2 separate regions of the Homo sapiens genome follow, and region 1 is linked to region 2. Evidence: chromatin contacts called from ENCODE Hi-C or POLR2A ChIA-PET data. All regions are on one chromosome and are shown on one strand. Each heading gives the region's core, a stretch centred on a gene start or an enhancer-like site at or near the end of the contact. The rest is flanking DNA. Distances are from core to core; before and after follow the strand shown.

Region 1 (4,267 bases), core at 814-3,313, 160 kb after region 2:
GGAGTTTGAGAACAGCCTGGCCAACATAGCGAAACCCCGTCTCTACTAAAAATACAGAAATATTAGCCAAGCATGATGGTTCGTGCCTGTAATCCCAGCTACTTGGGAGGCTGAGGCAGGAGAATCGCTTGAACCCAGGAGGCGGAGGTTTCAGTGAACTGAGATCACCCCACTGCACTCCAGTCTGGGCAACAGAGGAAGACTCTACCAAAAAAAAAAAAAAAAAAAAAGCTCCAAAGTCATATTGCAAGGATGAGGACATAGGTAGGGAAGGGGAAAATTTGTGACCATTTTTGCAACTTTCCAAACTCCTTTCTCCTCCCCCATCTTTCTTTCTTCCAAGAAGTTACCGTCATTAGCAATTTGCCATGTGTCTAGTTTTTGTCTCACATTTATATACCTGTAAATATATGTTTATTTTTTGCTTTAAAAACCTCAACAGTTATTTGTATAAAATTTAAATTCTTTGTTCTTTCATGAAATATCATGACTACAAACATTGAAATAGTTACTCCGAATTGCAGTCACATGTTTTACTTGTATATAATCATTCTTATAGGCAGAGGGATAACTGTAACCTTTTCCCTTCTCCTTCTCACCTTGCCCTTTGGGAGACGTTTCTTCCCTTTTTTTGTGTCTTTCTACCTTGTCCTTCTCCTCCCCTCCTCTCTTTTCCCTTCCCTTATATTCTGTTTTCTTACCGTTCGTCTCCTTTTCTCTCTCCTTCCCTCCCTCCCTCCCTTGCAATACTTTCCTACCTTTCATACTTTCTTTATTATATTTTTAGTCTCTTGTCTTTAGCTTAATATGGGGCTCAGTGGCCAGGCGTTTACATAATATTGTGGGTCCTTGAAACATCAGGTCTTGGACACCTAGTCTCAGCTCTGAATTGTCAGGTTCCTGCTGATATACTTTCTGGGTCCACTGTTGCTTTGTATTTAATACTGGAGGTTGTGATAACATTGTCCAGCTTCAGGAGGCCATGGTAGCGCAGGAGGGATGCATGTGTTGTGTAGTTCCTTGTCTGGAATGCAGGGTGACAGGAGGTTGGCTTGTGTACACATGTTCATCTCCTTGGGCTACTGGAGAGGGAGTCTTTATTTTGGTGGGGTGCTCCTAAGAGCAGTGAGCTCAGAGCCTCTGTCTTGAGACTTGCTGTGTGTTTTCTTGGCCTCCCAATGCTCCTGGCATAAGTGACATCCCTGCTTAGGACCCTACACTCATGATTTCAGGCAACCTTTCTGCCTTCCTTTTGGCCCCTGCCTCTCCACCCCATGTTCATATTCTTCATCCCAGGTGCAGTGCCACCCTGCTGGCTACCTCTGCCAGGCAGCATCCTTCATGCTTAGCTCAAATTCCACCTTCTCAGAAACATCTGACTTCACATTTGGTGTCAGTCTCTCTCCTCCTCCATTTCCCATCACACAGTTTGTACTTTCAGAGATACTTTCATACACCACCTTGTATTCAATGGGTGGTATCTGTTTCTGAGTTCTGATCAGAGGGCAGACATCTCTGATCCTTTGGAGGCTAGCTCAGTAGCTGGCATTTATAGGCACTCTGTAACTGTTAAATTGAATTACTGAGGAGGCCTGAGGGGTTGGAAGGTCAAATGCAGTTAACCCAGGGAACTAGAAGGGCCCCTGGGAACTTGGTTTTGGAGCATGGCTTTTATGAGCAGCTATCAGCTTTTCCCCAGGCTCCTTCTTAATCCTGTCTCTCTAGAGGCACAAGGAGAGGTGGTGTTTGCTTAAGATGCTGGTGGCATTCCTAGTGAAGTTAGGTCAGAATGTGCCATCTCTTCTTTAGCTCTCAACTTCTTAGAGTGTCAACCCTCCTCATATTGGAAAAGCTTAGCTTTTAAAAAGGAGAAAGTGGTTTACATGATGACCTCTGAATTTTTGACTTTGATTATTAATCTTCTTGAAGAAGACTTTGCAGTTGCCCCTGTTACAAGGAAAGCAGACATGCCAAGTTGCTGCATTTGTGAAATTGAATGAAATTCTGGCTGCGTTTTATGGCTCTGACCTTTGGGAACAGTCCAGGGTCAGACTGCTCACATGATGTGCTTGATAAATCCGCCTCCCAACAGCACTGTTGAGATCTTAACTAGAATTGCTACTTGCGAAACACCTTTTTCTGACTTGCAGTTCAGATTCTGCATGTACTGCTGACTACTGCTTCTAGTGGCTCATTCAGATAAGTATGCTATATATTAGGTAGAAAGAGGATGCGTGATACTAAGGAAAGAGAAAAAGAGCCAGCCCAGGACACTTGGGTTCCAGTGCTAAGTCTGCAAGAGACATGTTTGACATGGGGCCTTAGTTTTCAGATCTATAAAATGGAGACACTAATCATTATTAGGAAGGGTTGTCAGGAGTTCGAGACTAGCCTGACCAACACGGTGAAAGCCCATCTCTACTAAAATACAAAAATTAGCCAGGCGTGGTGGTACATGCCTGTAATCCCAGCTACTCAGGAGGCTGAGGCAGGAGAATCGCTTGAACCCAGGAGGTGGAGGTTGCAGTGAGCCGAGATTGCGCCACGGCACTCCAGCCTGGGTGACAGAGCGAGACTCCATCTCAAAAAAAATAATAAAAATAAATTAATAAAACAAAAAGAGCTCCTCCTATGAAAGCTCTGGAAACATCCTCCACCAAACTGGTTGCACTTCTCTAGGCACAATATGGTTTATATCCTTCTAAAATCAGCATCTCGGCCGGACGCAGTGGCTCACGCCTGTAATCCCAGCACTTTGAGAGGCCAAGGTGGGCAAATCACCTGACCTCAGGTGATCCGCCTGCCTCGGCCTCCCAAAGTTGTTGAGATTATAGGTGTGAGCCACTGTGTCTGGCCAGGAGGAGCTCTTACAGAGCTGGAAGTATTTACTCAGAGAAAGATGGAGTTAGAAGGGAAGGTTGAGAATGAGAGACAAGTTAGTGTTTATTCAAGGTGGAGGTGCACAGGCCTAATGTAGGACAACGGCAAGTGGGTTGGAGAAGAGGGGCTTACGGGAAGGATGGGCAGGAGAAATGGGATGGGACCCAGGAGGCCCAAGGGGGAGGTGGAGGATTCAAGTCAGAGCTTCAGATGCTGGGTCTGGAGACACTTTCTGAATGCCTAGGAGGTAGCTGTGGTGTTTTGCAGGATAAGAAAGACAGAGGCTTTCTGTAGCTACCATCCTGCTAGGTGAAATGAAGGGATGGTCTGGGATGTGTGTGTATGTGTGTATGTGTACCCACATACGTGCATGTGTGCATGAGTGTGTATTGGTAACAGAACCAAGGAGATCAGGGACTTACCCAAGGCCATACAGCTGGGAAACAGCTTTCATTTGATTACGGTGCTAAGTTTAGTAATGACTGCGAGAGACAAAAACGGGCAGGGGGAGCATGTAGGGAAAGGGCCTCGGCCCCATTTCCTGCCCTCTCAGGCAGGTAGTGAGTAGGAGTTTTAGGTTTCACTGTTTGATAGCATCACCTCCTCTGCTTTCCCAGAAATTATTCCTCGAAGTATGACTCGAATCATTCCTCTGTTGGGAGATGTATCGGTTCAGAGCTGACTTTCTGCTCTGGTTGTTTACTGAAAAATGGTAGCACTGGCAATTCAGAGGGGGCATAAGCAAGTGAAGAAAAAAAAAATGAACAAACAGGGCATGTGAGGTCAGGGGCCCTGGTTGTGAGTCCCGGCCCTGCTTTTAGAGACCCATGTGAATTGGGCAGATCAATCAACTTCTTAGTGCCTCAGCTTTTTCCTCTGTAAATTAGAAGATAGTGATTTCTGCTTGATAAATTTATTGTGATAGTGCTTTGCAAGTTGTATTGTTGGTCGTAGGATAATAAAGATAAAGGGGTATACAGACTTGGATTCTGTTTCTATATATGTGAAGCGTTAGAGAGAGGTGGTAAATTGTTTCTCTCCCGTGGGTTGTGCACATCTCTGATATTATGGTAATCCCCATATCTTCTCCTTTTGCAGGGTGGGGTGTCTTGGATAGTATGGTTACTGAATGTAGAATCTACTAACTCCTCTTTTTTATTTCCTGAGACTGGGTCTCACTGTGCTGTCCAGGGTGGAGTGCAGTGGTGTGATCATGGCTCACTGCAGTCTTGAACTCCTGGGCTCAATCCTGAGTAGCTGGGATTACAGGTATGTGCCATCATGCCAGCTAATTAGAAAAGTTTTTCTTTGTTGAGATGGGGTCTCACTATGTTGCCTAGGCTGGCTTTGAATTCCTAAGCTCAAGTGGTCAGCCTGACTCGACCTC
Region 2 (4,377 bases), core at 64-2,563:
CCCACACCTGAGGCCATTCTATCCCACTACTCCTGCCTTCAGCCCTGCTGTTTCAGCAGCCCTAATCATCAGAAGGTTGCATGGGCCCAGGTTGCACAACTCAGGGTCCCTTCTAAGACCTCTGAAGTCACCCACCCCAAATTCTTCCCCATCCATTCCTAGTACATAGTTTTCCAAAATCTCCCTATAGGTAGCCTGTTTCATCTTTCGGGGACTTTGATGATTAAGAAATATTTTGGGTCAAGGTGTGGGCCAAGGTATGTCTCCCTGTAACTTTTACCATTGGTCAAGTTCTGTCCTCTGAGGCCTCCTGTGACAAGTCTGCCCTCTCTTCCCTGTGGAAACCCACCAGGCCTTCGGTGACAACAGGCAAGGCCTTATGAAGTCTTCTTCTGGGTAAGGAACTCTGTTTTTTCTGATGGCATGGTTTTCGGCTATCTTACTCTCCTGGCCTGTAAATTCTCCACATTGCCAAACACGACATGAGACTTGGGGGATAAAAGATGTAGGTTTGAGTAGTGTGTCCACCAATGGGCTCTATTGCATAACACAGCTAAATTGAAGTTTTTATTTAGGGCGGATAAAATGTTGAATATAAACTTATAAATAATGAAGTGCTGCATAAAGGATTGTTATTACTACTACAGCTACTCTATATTGCTACTAAAAATAACAATTACCCCTACTAAATCAAGAACACAATGCAGCTGTCTTCTGAAACTACAGAATAGGAAAGAGAGCTGTCTTTTGCTTCGTCATTATATTCCTATGCCTTCAGCCTAACACCACTGTCGCTGTTTTGGTAAGCTGTATCTCAGAGTTGGCTCAGCCAGAGCTTACAGGCAACCAAATATTGAAGCTGCAGTTGTATTACACATGCTGCTGTCGGCCTAGGTTTTCCCAGTTCTTGTTATTGTAAAGTTAAGGGATTTACATTTGTCTCTGACATTTCATCATGTTTGTTTCACCCTGTTCAGATACTTTTGGACTATGATTCAGCCATGAAAAACAGTGCTTTCCAATTTTGGCTTCATGTCAGAATCATCTTGGAAAATTTTCTTAGCATAAATATTCCTCCTGAACCCTAGTCTCAAGATTTTAATTAATTTATTGTAGGGTGGGACTCAGGAAGCCATACCTAAAACAAGCATTTTAGGTGGTTCTTATCAGTGAAAGCATGAGGTTCCATCAGCCTGCATTTGGAAATCCAGCGTATACCACAGCCTACTCTGCTCAGTGTCACCTGAGCACTGGATAAACATGGCTTTTCTTTTAGGAAATCTTCTAAAGGGTAAGAAAATATCTACATCAAAGGTCAGGTGAAGACTGTCACAATGTTTGCATTCTGTTAATGTTGTACTTTCACAAGTCATTTCCTTCCTCATTCTCTAAAACAACGTAGATACAGCAACCTACAGATGAGCAGGACATAGACACAATGCTCCCATATGCCACTTTCTTTCCCACCAGGCAAGGTCGTGCCTTCTCATATCAGAAGTGTGCAATCCGGCCAAAAAGAGCATCCAGACTTAGAGTCCAGAGAAATTGACTGAGTAGGCATGTAAGTTGAAACCAATTTACCATTCCCTATTTTACCAACATTTCATCATTTCATTTTACTGGGAAGCCCCAGAGAGGTGCATTTACTTGCCAAGTTCACACAGTTTCGTCTAAAGTGATACGGGAAGATTCTTTCTGGACTTGAAGGAGCCCTATGTCTTCTTTACTGACTTTGATGATTCATTCATTCAGCACACACATACAGAGAATTCTCTGTGTACTAGGGAAGCATTATGTGTGGGATGGAGTAGAAAGAAATGAGACATAGTCCTTTTTCCTTTATCTCATTCTTGAAGTCCAGTAAGACAAGACCTATACAAAAATAACTGCCCAAGGTGGGCAAGAATGAATGCCATAAAAGGTCAAGAAAAGGAAGAATCACATTTTCTTCCTTCTAAGGAAAAGAGTTCTTTTGATCTTTCAGTTAAAAAAAAACAAAACACTAATTTCTCATTAAAAAATATGCTGCATTAAATCCATAATTATGTCCATGTGATCCCTTCAATGTCATCTCCTACATGGTACAGACCCTGCCATTTTTTAAATTATTTCAATAACACTTAGCATAATACAATGCACACCAAGGACTCACCTCTACCTTCAGTCTAAATCTTTTTATTCTTAAGTCCTGGGCATTAGCACAATTTTGTTACTAAAGACCTTTGAAAATGTCTTAGCTCTGTGACTACTGAATTTCTTCATATGGATCTACTTTAAAAGGCTTTCCCCACATTACTAAGGCTGTGGTCTAGTTCTTATATACCACTTGAACAAGAGCCTTCTTGTTACATAAATCCAGAGATCATTCCTCTAAGCCCCTGACTCATTGTTCTCACAGCTAGGCATTTCTGAAAACAAGATGCCATTTTGTTTCTAGGGTCAGAGCTCAAATCTTTATTGCCTCTGGTGAGATGATATTCTGTTCGCTTTCCTCCATTTAAGTATATAACATACCCTAAAGTATGTGCTAATTAATACATCTGTTTGTCTTACAAAGCAGTCGAAAAGCATGTATTTAAACTGTGATTCACATTTTCCCTTTCAGCCCGTCTGCAGATTTTTGTGCATGAGGAGCCTGATTACATTACTATTTTAAAAAGCCAATTAAAAAGTTCACTAAGTGACACTGGTGTGTTTTAGTGCAGGTAATAGAAGCATAAAGCTCTATGTGGCATTAACAAGCTGAAAGATACAACTGGATTTGATGGCAGAATTCATTTCTTCATCTTTCCAAAACAGTCTTCTGGAAAACAACTATGTATCTGTCCCAGAGGCAGGCCATGGGCACGTAGTCTGCACAGGCACTTTTAGGTTACAAAACAGTGAGCCATCTGTGGATGCACTCAGAGGGTTCACTGGCAAAGTCTTTATGGCTACTCCTTTAGAAAAAGAAGGGCTGGGTTGGGCGTGGTGGCTCATGCCTGTAATCCCAGCATGTTGGGAGGCTGAGGTGGACAGATCACAAGGTCAGGAGATCGAGACCATCCTGGCCAACATGGTGAAATCCCGTCTCTACTAAAATACAAAAAATTATCCAGGTGTGGCGGTGTGCGCCTGTAGTCCCAGCTCCTCAGGAGCTGAGGCAGGGGAATCACTTGAACCCAGGAGGCAGAAATTGCAGTGAGCTGAGATTGTGCCACTGCACTCCAGCCTGGTGACAGAGCAAGACTCCTGACCTGTACATTTGCCCAGTCTGAAACACATGACCTGAGGTTGGCCAATCCTGTACTTCCTCCTAGGACTTTGATTCTTTAGAAAATGAGGTGCAGATGGAGGAAACATTTGCAGTTAAAGCAGATCAGAGCACTAACACATGGGCCAGATTGTTCCTGATACATGACATTGACTATAGATCCTGTCTCCTACCCCAGCTCATGCTTTTAGTCTCCTAAGTCCGTTCTAAGATCATCACTTCACTATACAGATGCTCCTTGACTTACAATGGGTTTACATCCTGATAAACCCATCATAAGTTGAAAATGTCCTATGTCAAAAATGCATTTAATACATCAAACCCACCGAACATCTCAGGATAGTCTAGCCTACCTTAAGCACACTGATTACACTGACATCAGCATACAGTTTGGCAAAATCATCTGGCAACACTGCACACCATAAAGTATGAGTTTTTTTAGCTTCGTGATTGGGTGGCTGACTGGGAGCTGGGGCTGGTTGCCTCTGCTCAGCATCGCAAGTGTATCCTAACACTTTCTACTGAATGTATATCACTTTTGTATCATTTTAAGTCAAAAAATTGTAAGTCAAGCCATAATTAAGTCCCTTTTCACATGAGATAACCACAGTCTGTTCCTGTTGCTTGTGGCCAACAATCCTGATTGGTTCTAAAAAAAAGATGATTCCTCTATTAGAAAGCTTGGCTCATGCCTGTAATCCCAGCACTTTGGGAGGCAGAGGTGGGCAGATCACATGAGGTCAGGAGTTTGAGACCAGCCTGGCCAACATGGTAAAACCCTGTCTGTACTCAAAATACAAAAAATAGCCAGGCATGGTGGCGCAGGCCTGTAGTCCCAGCTACTAGGAAGGCTGAGGCAGTAGAATAGCTTGAACCTGGGAGGTGGAGGTTGCAGTCAGCCGAGATCACACCTCTGCACTCCAGCCTGGGTGACAGAATGAGACTCCGTCTCGGAAAGAAAAAAAAAAAAAAGAAAAACATCCTTTACTCACTTATGGAGAGACAACTATCTTGATATAACTTTCTAACTACTTGCTGTCTGAAAATGAAACAGGTTGCTGCACACAAGCAATAAATTCCTGGTTGCTTGAAAAGTTTAAATAAAGAAGGAACAACCATTTGAG

What was found. Hi-C counts contacts between places; a loop is a spot of excess contacts on that map. ChIA-PET counts read pairs that join two places held with the same protein, here RNA polymerase II (POLR2A). Pooled maps may share reads with other maps.
Region 1: a loop to region 2 is called in a pooled map, with 3 times the contacts of the local background. The contact joins two enhancer-like sites. A Hi-C loop is called at or near these places in 3 of 50 pooled maps. POLR2A ChIA-PET finds 5 or more read pairs at or near these places in 4 of 52 experiments (A673, Panc1 and activated T-cell).

What each region holds. Positions count from the first base shown.
Region 1 is chr3:188,281,393-188,285,659 of GRCh38, forward strand. The region is part of intron 2 of LPP (LIM domain containing preferred translocation partner in lipoma); the gene reads left to right. Among named protein-coding and RNA genes, the nearest start is that of FLJ42393, 100 kb to the left of the region's middle. Within about 2 kb of position 2,064, at least 7 of the 41 ENCODE cell types and tissues checked have a DNase peak (open chromatin) inside an H3K27ac peak, as active enhancers do.
Region 2 is chr3:188,122,003-188,126,379 of GRCh38, forward strand. No RefSeq gene overlaps it. Among named protein-coding and RNA genes, the nearest start is that of LPP-AS2, 30 kb to the right of the region's middle. Within about 2 kb of position 1,314, at least 3 of the 41 ENCODE cell types and tissues checked have a DNase peak (open chromatin) inside an H3K27ac peak, as active enhancers do.